2 separate regions of the Homo sapiens genome follow, and region 2 is linked to region 1. The links are chromatin loops, found by intact Hi-C in ENCODE. Cell type or tissue: heart right ventricle. All regions are shown on one strand. Links, peaks and the distances in the headings refer to the core of each region. The heading gives the core; the rest is flanking DNA.

What was found. Peaks named below come from ENCODE experiments on the same cell type or tissue, not always from the same donor. Only the 100,000 strongest peaks of a DNase experiment are listed, where the experiment ranks them.
Region 2: a loop joins it to region 1, with 6 times the contacts of the local background. A loop is called at or near these places in 4 of 110 quality-filtered maps.

What each region holds. Positions count from the first base shown.
Region 1 is chr15:54,557,150-54,562,543 of GRCh38, reverse strand. All of the region lies in intron 29 of UNC13C (unc-13 homolog C), which reads right to left. Among named protein-coding and RNA genes, the nearest start is that of UNC13C, 580 kb to the right of the region's middle. In heart right ventricle, for the core only: no CTCF peak of the experiment used is centred there; a DNase peak (open chromatin) is centred at 2,683.
Region 2 is chr15:54,622,104-54,627,497 of GRCh38, reverse strand. It overlaps UNC13C (unc-13 homolog C), which reads right to left. Exons shown (of 33, transcript NM_001080534.3): 31 at 5,079-5,171; 32 at 3,544-3,703; 33 at 1-670. The coding sequence ends at 385. Among named protein-coding and RNA genes, the nearest start is that of RSL24D1, 570 kb to the left of the region's middle. In heart right ventricle, for the core only: no CTCF peak of the experiment used is centred there; no DNase peak of the experiment used is centred there.

The DNA.
Region 1 (5,394 bases), core at 248-5,247:
GTGAGGTCCCGTCACTGGCTGCTATTAAGTGGTGGCCGGAAGACCATGTGCGGACAACATTGTAGATGACGTGGCAAGAGTGGGAGATGCTCAGTCATGTTTCCAATTCTGAGAGTCTAGAATCCTCTTAACCTCTTTGATTCTCTGATCCTTATAATATGCTAGAAAATATAATTCTTCATCTGTCCCCTATACAGTCAGACTTTTGCATAATTTATTTAACCTCTTAGGCTATCAGTTAATTCATTTATAGAATGGTAGCAGAAATATCCATTCTACCTTTGGTGTTGTCAAATGGTGATTACTCTAACTGGAAGAGCTATGTGAATGCTGGAGTTCTTTCCAATTGTAAGAAATATATTTAATTGGCAGAATAACATAGAACTCAAATAGAACTCAGCATTGGGTTTTAAGCATCAGCCCCTATCTCAAGCAGGTTCTTAAATATTGATTTCCACATTCCTGCCATTGCATCTAACTCCAACATGGCACTAGGAAAATAGCCTTCCTGGCTGTCTCCCATTTTTCTTGGTGGAACCATGCTTTCTCAGTCGCTGGGGCTGAAATCTCTGAGGCATTTTGGGCTCCTTTTCCTTTTTGCCCCATATTCAGTTGCCAAGTTCCAACAACTCTCCCTGGCTTGTGTCACTCATATCCATCTTTCCCTTTCTCCTCCTAAAGCCACCACCTTGCTGATAGCTCTCATCATCTTATGAACTAAATAACTGGAACTCAAATCTCTGGCTACAATCTTGAACTATGCAATCTAATTTGTGCATTTCCTTAAGATTCCCTATTGGTGAAATGACTTTAGCATAACCTTTTAAAATCATCGATGAATCCTCTTTTATGAAATATACTGAGGGCACAAAAGGACCTCTGTATTTTCAACCTAAACATTTCCCATCAACCTCATTTTACACTGCTTCATTATGCAAACACCTAGTTAAGTCCAGGCCAGTCCACAGAGTAGTCTACTCACTGCCTCCAAGCCTTCTTGTCTTGTGCCTTTCCCTGGTGAAATTCCTTTTTCCTGTTGATGTTCATGTCATGAGTCTTCCTCCAAAAAAAAACTTTCTATCCAGCCTGTAAACGCCCATCTGTCTTTCAAGACCATTGCAGCTTTTCCTGATCTCGAGTCCATACTGGTTGATCACATCCTCTAAAACTTTATGATATTTTTAATCTGTTTCCCTCAATTAGTATTTGGATCACCTGTTCCATCTCTTACACTGTTATAAGTTAACATGTATCATTATTTCATTTTCAATGTACCTCTCTCAGCTTTTAATCTGGACTAGAAACTCCCGGAGAGAATGAACAGCACTGCTTCTCAAAGGGGAGTCTCAGGTGTTAAAGAATCTAACCAGGGCTGTGCTCTTATAGGGAAAAAGTGCTGGGCCCAGGAATCCAAAAGGCCAGAGAACAAAGCCTTAAGGATTTGAACTATTGCTTGGGGAAAAGAGTCAGATTTAATAGTCAGCTCCTTTGAGAGGGAATTAAGGGTTTATTGGGAAAGGAGGAAAAAAGAAACACACTGGTTGCAGTAGAGTATGTGGGGTCTTGGGCTTAAGAGTAGAAAGAGAAGCCTCCAAAATGAACCAATCATCAGGCAATATAAGTGACAACTTAATATTTGTGAAGCGTTTTCTATATGCCTGCTTTAATTGCTTTGTATGTGATGACTCATGTAATTTTCTTTCAATAATCTTTTAAGTAGTAGTATTATTTCCATAGGAGAGGAGAATAATTTGCACATTGGTGTCTTTCTCTCTCTCTCTCTTAATCACCTCCTATCCTGATATTATACTTGTTAGTGGTATAATTTCCCATGTAGTTTCCAGTATTTTATTTACTTTTGTAATTCATAGCCACCTTATGACATTTGTAAAGGCTTCCACCCTAGATACATTAATACATTGGTGTCACAAATGTCAGGATGTGTGATAAGGAGCACTATTATCACCGCGGGGGTAGGAAGGAGCTATATATGAAGTATCATTTTCTCTATCTTGAAAAATAACTAGATTTTCTTTTTCTTCATGACTTTTCAGAAAATAAAGCACTTGAGACCTGGTTGTGATTTGAGAGGCAAAAAAAAAATAGTACTGCTAAATTTTAAAAAATCAGGAAAAATATTGCCTGCATGCTTGGCAAGCTATTTTTTTATAATCCCAATAAAACTCTCTGAATTCTTCTAACTCTTCAAACTTTTCAAGATTGAAGATCTTGCACAATATAATATTTTTACTGACTCATGGGAACATGCTATTGTTTCCTTACAAGATTATAAGAAGAATTCCCTTTTTTTGTTAAATATACTATTTTGGTAGCAATTTTCCATCATTACTTTGTTCTTTCCAACACCTGTATCATATTTTCGGCAAATCCAGGCAGACAGCTCATTTTGCAGACTTAGATATAATCATAACCCACCTTAACTTTATAATTTTAGAGGTTAGCCACTAAAGTTTTCTTTTTTTAGAAATTATTTGACAGATATTTTAAAAAATTATTTTCTACCACAACTGGAGTCCTCTTTTACACATCATAATATGTTCTTCCCGCCCATAAAATATTTCAGTGTTTCTCTTTTGCTGACAAACTAAAGTTGAGATTCTTTACTTTGGTGTTTAAGCCGCAGCATGCTGGCTCCAATCCAATGTTCCTCTTTCATTCCCTGTGATACTCAGCCAGTCATGATCAGTTCTTCTACACTAGACTATTTAAAGTTTTCATGCCGGCCAATGCCTTCTCTTCGGTCACTCATGCTGTGTTTTCTATAGGCCTGCAATGTCTTTCTCCCATTGTTTTTTCCCTCTTTATCCTCTACATCCCCAAATGTCCTTCTCTGGGAAGCTTTTCCCTGGAAATTCAGAGAAAATTCATCACCCTCTCTGCCCTCCCCCATCCTTTGATCACAATTATTTTGCTGACTATAGATGTTTTTGTTCCCAAGTCAAAGGCAGGTGCTCTCATCTCCAACCACCTCCTCATTGCTCACCATATTTTCTACCTACAGTAAGCTCTCAAATAATGATATTTGAATTGCAATCCTCTAAACTAGGTAGGTTATTTTGTTCTTCTCATGAGTAGCTGGATTTTAACCAAGGCAAAAGCTATACTTGTAATGGTGAAAAGAAGATGCTGAGAAAAAGCCCTTGGAATCACCCCATGGACAATGGAGATAGCAGGATAGGGCAGAACCTCTGCGAGGGTAAGAAACACAGAGGAATAAAATGTGGTTCATCACCATGCTCTTATGTTTGCCTGGAGTCCTGAACATAAGAAATGGTATTATCTAGGATTAAATAAGAAAGTAATAAGTTCCAAAGCTATATTTGAATTTATAGTTAAATTCCTTTCCTTATACCAAGAAATGCAGATTTCTAGAGGGTCCTGATTCACATGTTTATTGTTTTTGGAGAAACCTCAGTATTGCCACTGCATGAAGCCAAATATATTTGCAACATATAATGTAGTGTCATGTTCAGGCCCATATAACAGGGGTTCTGGGGGAATTTAAAAATTAAATCATTCAGCATTTTTTCAGGTCAAAGTGTAACTGCTATTTCTCTTTGAAAGAAATCTACATTTAGGGGAATCTCATGTCAGTCCTGAGTCTTCTTGAGATATGGGGTTGGAACTCAAAGTCCAGCTAGAACGCCTTTAAAGTTTCCCTATTGGCCTCCCTATTAGTTTGCACATATAGATTGGGTGACTGATTATCTGTCTCATAGCTGCCACTTTTCTACTTTTACTTTCAAACATTGTTGATTTGGTTGCTTTTCCGGGTAAATGGAATGTCTCAAAGCCCAACCATCCTACCTGCAGCAGATGATCATAATTTTTGTTACTCCTGCCATATTTGACACTCTTGACTTATAATAGAAGCTACATGTGACTGGTGTTATAAAATAGTTCCAGTCCAATTAAAGTTTTAATATTTAGAAAAGTTAATATTTTCATCAATATTGTATAGAGGCTGAAAGGTTTTACATTATTTTAAAATAATTAGAAAATAATCTAAGTAATTGACGTGGTATTTTAATATAGCAAGAAGTAATCTCTTTGAAGAAGTATCCCTTTTAGCCTGCTACATTTTACTTAAACTTCGTACATACTGATTGAAAAAATGTGACATAGAAGCAAGGACACTGGCTTTAGAATTTGGAGTCCTTTCTCAGCTCTGCCAATTACTAGCAGAGCTATGGCCTCGGAAAAACAACTGAAATCTCTTCACTTTTAATTTTCTCTATTATCAAAGGTGAATAATCATTCTTTTTTTATTATTATACTTTAAGTTTTAGGGTACATGTGCACAATGTGCAGGTTAGTTACATATGTATACATGTGACATGCTGGTGTGCTGCACCCACTAACTCGTCATCTAGCATTAGGTATATCTCCCAATGCTATCCCTCCCACCTCTCCCCACCCCACAACAGTCCCCAGAGCGTGATGTTCCCCTTCTTGTGTCCATGTGTTCTCATTATTCAATTCCCACCTGTGAGTGAGAATATGTGGTGTTTGGTTTTTCGTTCTTGCGATAGTTTACTGAGAATGATGATTTCCAATTTCATCCATGTCCCTACAAAGGACATGAACTCATCATTTTTTATGGCTGCATAGTATTCCATGGTGTATATGTGCCACATTTTCTTAATCATTCTTGACCTATCTAACACCCAGGATATTTACAAGGCAGGTGAAATGATGCACGTACATAAGAGAAATTTGAAAATGTAAAACATTATTTCAGCCTATATTCTAAAAACTTCATAGCATTTTCCTTCTTTGTTTTCTCATTTCTAGCTTATTCAATTAAATTGAGCTGAAGAGGAATTAAAGATTATCTCTTTAGCAGCCGTTGGAAATTAGCATGGGTAGCGTCTGCTCCTTTGGTCTAAGGTCATCTTTCTCATAAGGTCTCTGCTTGCATTATAGTGCTCCTTTGGCTGGGCTCCGGGGAGACATTGAATCTTTAGTTCTTGGAGTTAAAACTCTTTTAAGTTGTACTCTTCCTTCTCTTGAATTCCTTTGTAGTCAATCTCACAATTAATGTTTGGTAGGACAGTAAGTTGGTGCAAATCTCACAGACAGACAAGATAAAGGGAGTCTCAGCTTTGGCAAACTGATGACAGTCATTGAAAATCAGATATCAGGTGAATACCTTGGCAGATGGGCAGGGCACAGGGTCAAGAGAGTCTAATAGCAGGCACAGCAGGCCTAGCATGGAGGTGCCTAGAGAAAGAGTTGGCATCACAGAAGTTAGGGAAGAGGGGAACTGGAGAACTGACACACGCTTTGGGGCTCAGGAGGACCAGAGTCAGACTCCAGTCCTGGAGAAACAAGACAAATGGCATGGACCCATTTACTGGACCTAGGACACCA
Region 2 (5,394 bases), core at 284-5,283, 65 kb before region 1:
AAATGGAAATTGAGTAATAAATGTTTTCTGATCTATGGGCAATATAATCTCATTTAACAAAGACAACTGATGGGCAAACTCAAAAGACTAGTTTTTAAAAATTATGTTTAATGAATGTGAAATGGGTAAAGAAACAAAATAAACATGTTAAAAGGTGTTCTTGATATTTCACTTTACATCATAATTTTGGCACTTCATGGAACACTGATTTCCCAAAGACCAGAATTGGTATAAAAGTTCAGCAGGTTTTTTACATACCTTGTAGACATCGTACATGAGTACTGGCAAACATTGAAATGTAGTGAACTAAACATTCCCATGTATTTGCACATGCATGCAGTAGTCAAACAATTATAGTTATGTATTTAGCTTGCAGTGTTTGTTTCAAGCACTCTCTTCAGTAGATCTTGTTTCAGATTTAAGTCTTACAAATTCTTTAGCCACATCATCACTGGTCCTCTGAGAGAGTATTCTAAGGATAGTCAAACCAGTTTCATCCATAGAGATATTTTTCAGAAGAGGATACCATGCCCCATAGCTTCCCTTTTCTGCTATGTTCTGTAGCTGAATGACTGTCATTCCGATAATTCGATCTTCTCTGGCAAAGCAGTAATCCTTAACTGAGAGATGAAGTTCATAAGCCCCTGGTCGATTTTCCTTTCCGAGAATGCTGTGTGGATTAAAAATACAAATTTTGAGCAAAAACTTTACTTCCACTAGGCATCATTATGGTTCTCAAATACTGCTGAAAACTGTATACATTGGATCTGATTATTATGTTGGCAAATAGGATATCAGTGTATTTTAACCCTTTAAATTTGGCTTAGAAAGCGAATGTTAAAATGACTTTTTCCCTAGATAGAAAAGACAGAAAAAAATGGGAATTAAGATACTATGTTACACTTAATCAGTCGAGGCAGAATCTCCTGATTGCGGGTGCGGTGGAGTTGGAAAGGGGTCATGGGGGCTAGGCCAGGGTAATGGGTACCTCTTGGTAGAATTTATATGCCATTTCAATATCAGTTACTACTCGCACTTTACCTCCCCATTTCAATATCAGTTACTACTCCTCGCACTTTACCTCCAAATCTTGAATAAGCTATTATATCTAGGAGTCTTTTCTCAGGGGAATACACTGCACAGCCCATCAAGCACTATTCACAATATGCTAAATTGGATACAAATCTCCATCCAGAGTAAATCAATTCCAGCAGAGCCTGGTGATTCAATGCCGATTCTTTCCTATGGTAACAGTTAGACCTGTCAAGTGTGTGGCCTCTCCTAACAACCACCTAAGACAGCTTGTTAGTGTCAACATAATAAAGAAGGCCAAGTGGTGATATGGTAGATACAGTCTGTCTTCCTCCACCCCTTATTTTTGTTCATTCTCATATTCTTGATTTTCTAATGAATGTACATCTAGCCCTCAGCAGTACCAGCTTCCAAATTCCTTCCTTTTACAGGTGATTTTTTTCTGATGAAACATTTTGATTTCCAGGAAACACTGGTAACTAAACTTTGTACTTTAGGGAGAATCTGAAATAATGTGAAAGAAAATGGAAGTCTAGGGGATAAGAGTAGAAGAGCAAAATATGATGGGAATCAGATCTCATGAATTAAAAATGCTGCCTTTAAGTAGCTCACTGTGTTATATCTAACAAGAAACTTTAGTTGGGTCCAGGTTTTTGAGTAAGTTGAAGTAGATAGTGAAATGTTGTAAGCTGGTTTATTGGCAGGGAATGTGATCTATTAGGACCCTTTTGATAGAGTAGGATACTTCAGTTTTAATACGTGATAAGAGGGTGAAATATTCAGAGCAGAGTGCTGAAACGACTATAGGAAATCATGAACAAAAAACCTGTAAGAGAGTGTATTGGCGTGTAAATCCTTAGGGCTTTGTCCTAGGCCTCTTAACCTCTCCATGTATCCATTCCTAGGTTAGATTATTTATATTTGTTGAATTAAATGACATCTCTTGAGAGTCTGACAGGCATCACCAAATTAATAGATTTAAAACATTTTTATCATTTCTTCTTCCATCTTGGTAAATTGCTATCTTCCCAACTCCTCATGCCAAAAACTTAGGGATCATCTTTGATTTTATTCAGTGCCAGGTATCGCCCAGTTTCCCCCTGTGGATCCACCCTCCTTTTTGCTGTTTGCAATAGAATGCTGTTTGCAATAGAAAACTCATCTGTTGGGACTATATCTCAGTAGGGTTTCTTCTTGCTTCCGGTAGATTTTGGCCAAAAGGGAACCCCATCAAGAGGTTGGCAGTGAGGAGAGTGAGGTCAGAGTCTTTATTTCCCTGGCTCTTTGCCTGTGGGGCTGCCTCCAGTAGGCTGTTGCCCTTCATGGAATGTCACTGCTGCTTTCAAGGCAAGTAAGTATACATTCAAGTATACATTTCAAACTTGATGTATACTTGAAATGTATACATCAAACTGAAAAGAAATGAATAGTTCTTTCCATTAATAGTGTATTTCAATAATACATTTCAAGCATACATCAAGTTTTCACTTTCCTAATTTTAGTAATGACTCTTTCTCTCCTCTTTTCAGGCATAAGTATGGTAATAGCCTGGTTACTATTAGCCCCAGTTCCCATGATTACTCAAATTTCTCTACTCTTAACCACTTTGTAAATTCCTTTGTAAGTAAGCTCATTTTGAATTACTCTAAACTGAGTGTTTTCGGGAATTACTCTTTCATGTTCTACCTCCAGCCTATGGCAAGAATCTACTTTCCACACATGATACAGAATCTTCTCCATCTATCTCCCTACTAGGATCCGGTTAGTCACTAATAGCTATTGCCTGGACTATTGCAATAGCCTTCTAACTGATCTTTACATATTTGGTCTTGCCACCGTATAATTATTTCTGTACACAGCAAACAAAATAAAGATGTAAATCTCATCTGTTCATTTGAAAACCCTTCAGTGGACCACCTATTGAACTTAGAATTGAAAAGCCCTATGTGACACACTATCTGTACCTTGGCCTCACTTGGATCTCACTCCTTTATCTATGATGTGCTGCTTCTTAAATATCCCAGACTTGCTCTCGCCTTAGAGTCCTTGTACTAGCTATTTATTTCACTTTGTCTGAAATGTTCTGCTCTTCCATGCCTGGCTTTTTATTTGGACAGGTTTCAGTTTAAAAGTCACATGCTCAGAGAGGCTTCCCTGACCTCCCAGGCAAAGCAGCTAGTCATAGCACTTACCACATAGTTCTGCATATTGTATTTAATGCCATATGACAAATATTTGTGACTTTATCATACACTCCTCATCTGTAGAAAGTAACTTATATGAGTGCACTGCAAAAGATTGATTCAGACACCTCCTATGATATATACACCTAATGACTATAACATTGGCTGATACATGGCAGGCACTGAACAGATATTGAATGAATGGAAGGGAACTAAAAACAGAGCCTTCTTCATTTTCCTTAGCCCTTCACACTCCAAATCCCTCAGTAAGGTCAGCTGTACAGTAACTATTGCCTGGTAGAATAAGTAAGGTGGGTTTATGACTTACAACTGAAATGTTTCATTGTACTTTGGTGACCATGTGTTGCTTTTTGTTTTTGTGCCTTGTTTTCTCTTCTTGTCTCCAAGGTTGGGTCCCAGTATACAAACTTCCACAAAGGGGCGGAACATTGCTGTGGTCTGCCAGTTTAGGTCATTAATAGCAATCACTAAAAAAAAGGAAATATCACATTTTAGCAAACAGATGTGTGGAAATTTAGAGTGAAATTTTAAAAGTGATTTATGAAGCCAAAACTTAATAATAGTGCCCTAACTCCACTGACAAGACACTGTACTCCAAGACAATAAAATACAATTTTCTTTCTGGAAGGCACACCTGATGGAGCTTTCAGCTTTAAGCTGTGTAGCTTTGGTGAAAAGTTAGTTAGCTGCAATTAAAATGATATCTGTTACTAATGAAAAGTTAGCACTCTCCTCCTCTTGGTAAAAACATGGTGTTGTTCGTATTGAACATGAAGATATGCTCATCAGGAAATAGATAAAATCTATAAATTTACCAGTCAATGACAATATTTTGGATTGTATGCTTTCAATATTTAGTTACTTTATATACAAAATGATATTATAATGTGTTGCAATCTTATAAATAGCTTTATTTTTTTAAGTCTATCATGGCTAATTTTCTAATTCATTATATATTTTGTCAACTGCTAATAATATTTTGCTCTGTGGCTATTTCATCCTATATTTAGCCAGTCACTTGTTAGATATTATAGCTGTTTTTAAATTTCAGTCGTCATAAAAAAAATACTAAATGAAGATTCTCATGTGTAAATATCTTTGCTCATCCTCAAGCGAAGTGTCTTATAATTAAAATCACTACTGCAAAATATTCATTAAACTTTCACACGTTGGCAACATTTTTCAAAAATATTTAAGGAAATTGACAGTATATACTACTGTATATAATCTATTCTAAAATATAGCTATTTTACTTTTATGATGTAAAGATACAATATGTAATGTAATTCTGAAATATATTGGGCAGCCCTAGTTTTGCTCAAAGTGGGTATTGAAGTGACTAATATAAAAATAGAACGAGCGTATTGTTAACAAAATGCTAATCCTTTAATTTCATCTTTGAAATTACCCCTGCATTCAGGCTGTTTTTACAATGTAAAACCAACAAATTGAGCCACTCATTGTAAAGAACTCTAAGCCAGTTGTTGGAAATCATATAGAAAAAGCAGTAGGTTTTGTGAATAGTAAGAACATACTGACTTAATATTTAAAGTGCAAGTGTTCAATGAATATCATGGCACCAACCACAAAATAAATATCTGATAAAGTAAGTTTGGATATTTAATCAGTGTATTTATATATTTTGAATAATGCATGCTAAACATTAGTGCCATTGATATTTTTCTATTTTTAATCAAAAGTTTGGGTTTCATTAGGAAATTTTGTGCATGCCCTAAAATAATTGTGCAGTTTTTTTAAATGCAAGAAAAGTTACATTGCTGATATCAGTACTGCTGCAGAAGTTTAGAAGGCTGTTTTGATTTATCTAGACCAGAAGTATACCTTTTACAGTGACTTTATGATCTCCCGTTCCTGGGGTGGCAGTGATGTCCACATGAACAGATATCTGACCCACGGCATCTTTGGAGGAACGACCTGAAAATAAGCAGAGGCTTACTGGCCTGAGCTTTCAGACTCATTAATAATGGACAATTTCATTCTATGCATAAAAAACATAAAATGTATTATTGGAAATGAATAGTTCTTTCCATTAATAGTGCGTAATAGGTGATGATAAATATTCACTTAAGTATGAAATGCAAGTTTGAAGCTTGGATGTAATAATTACCCCATTGAACTAAAATGTCATTGGGCCTGC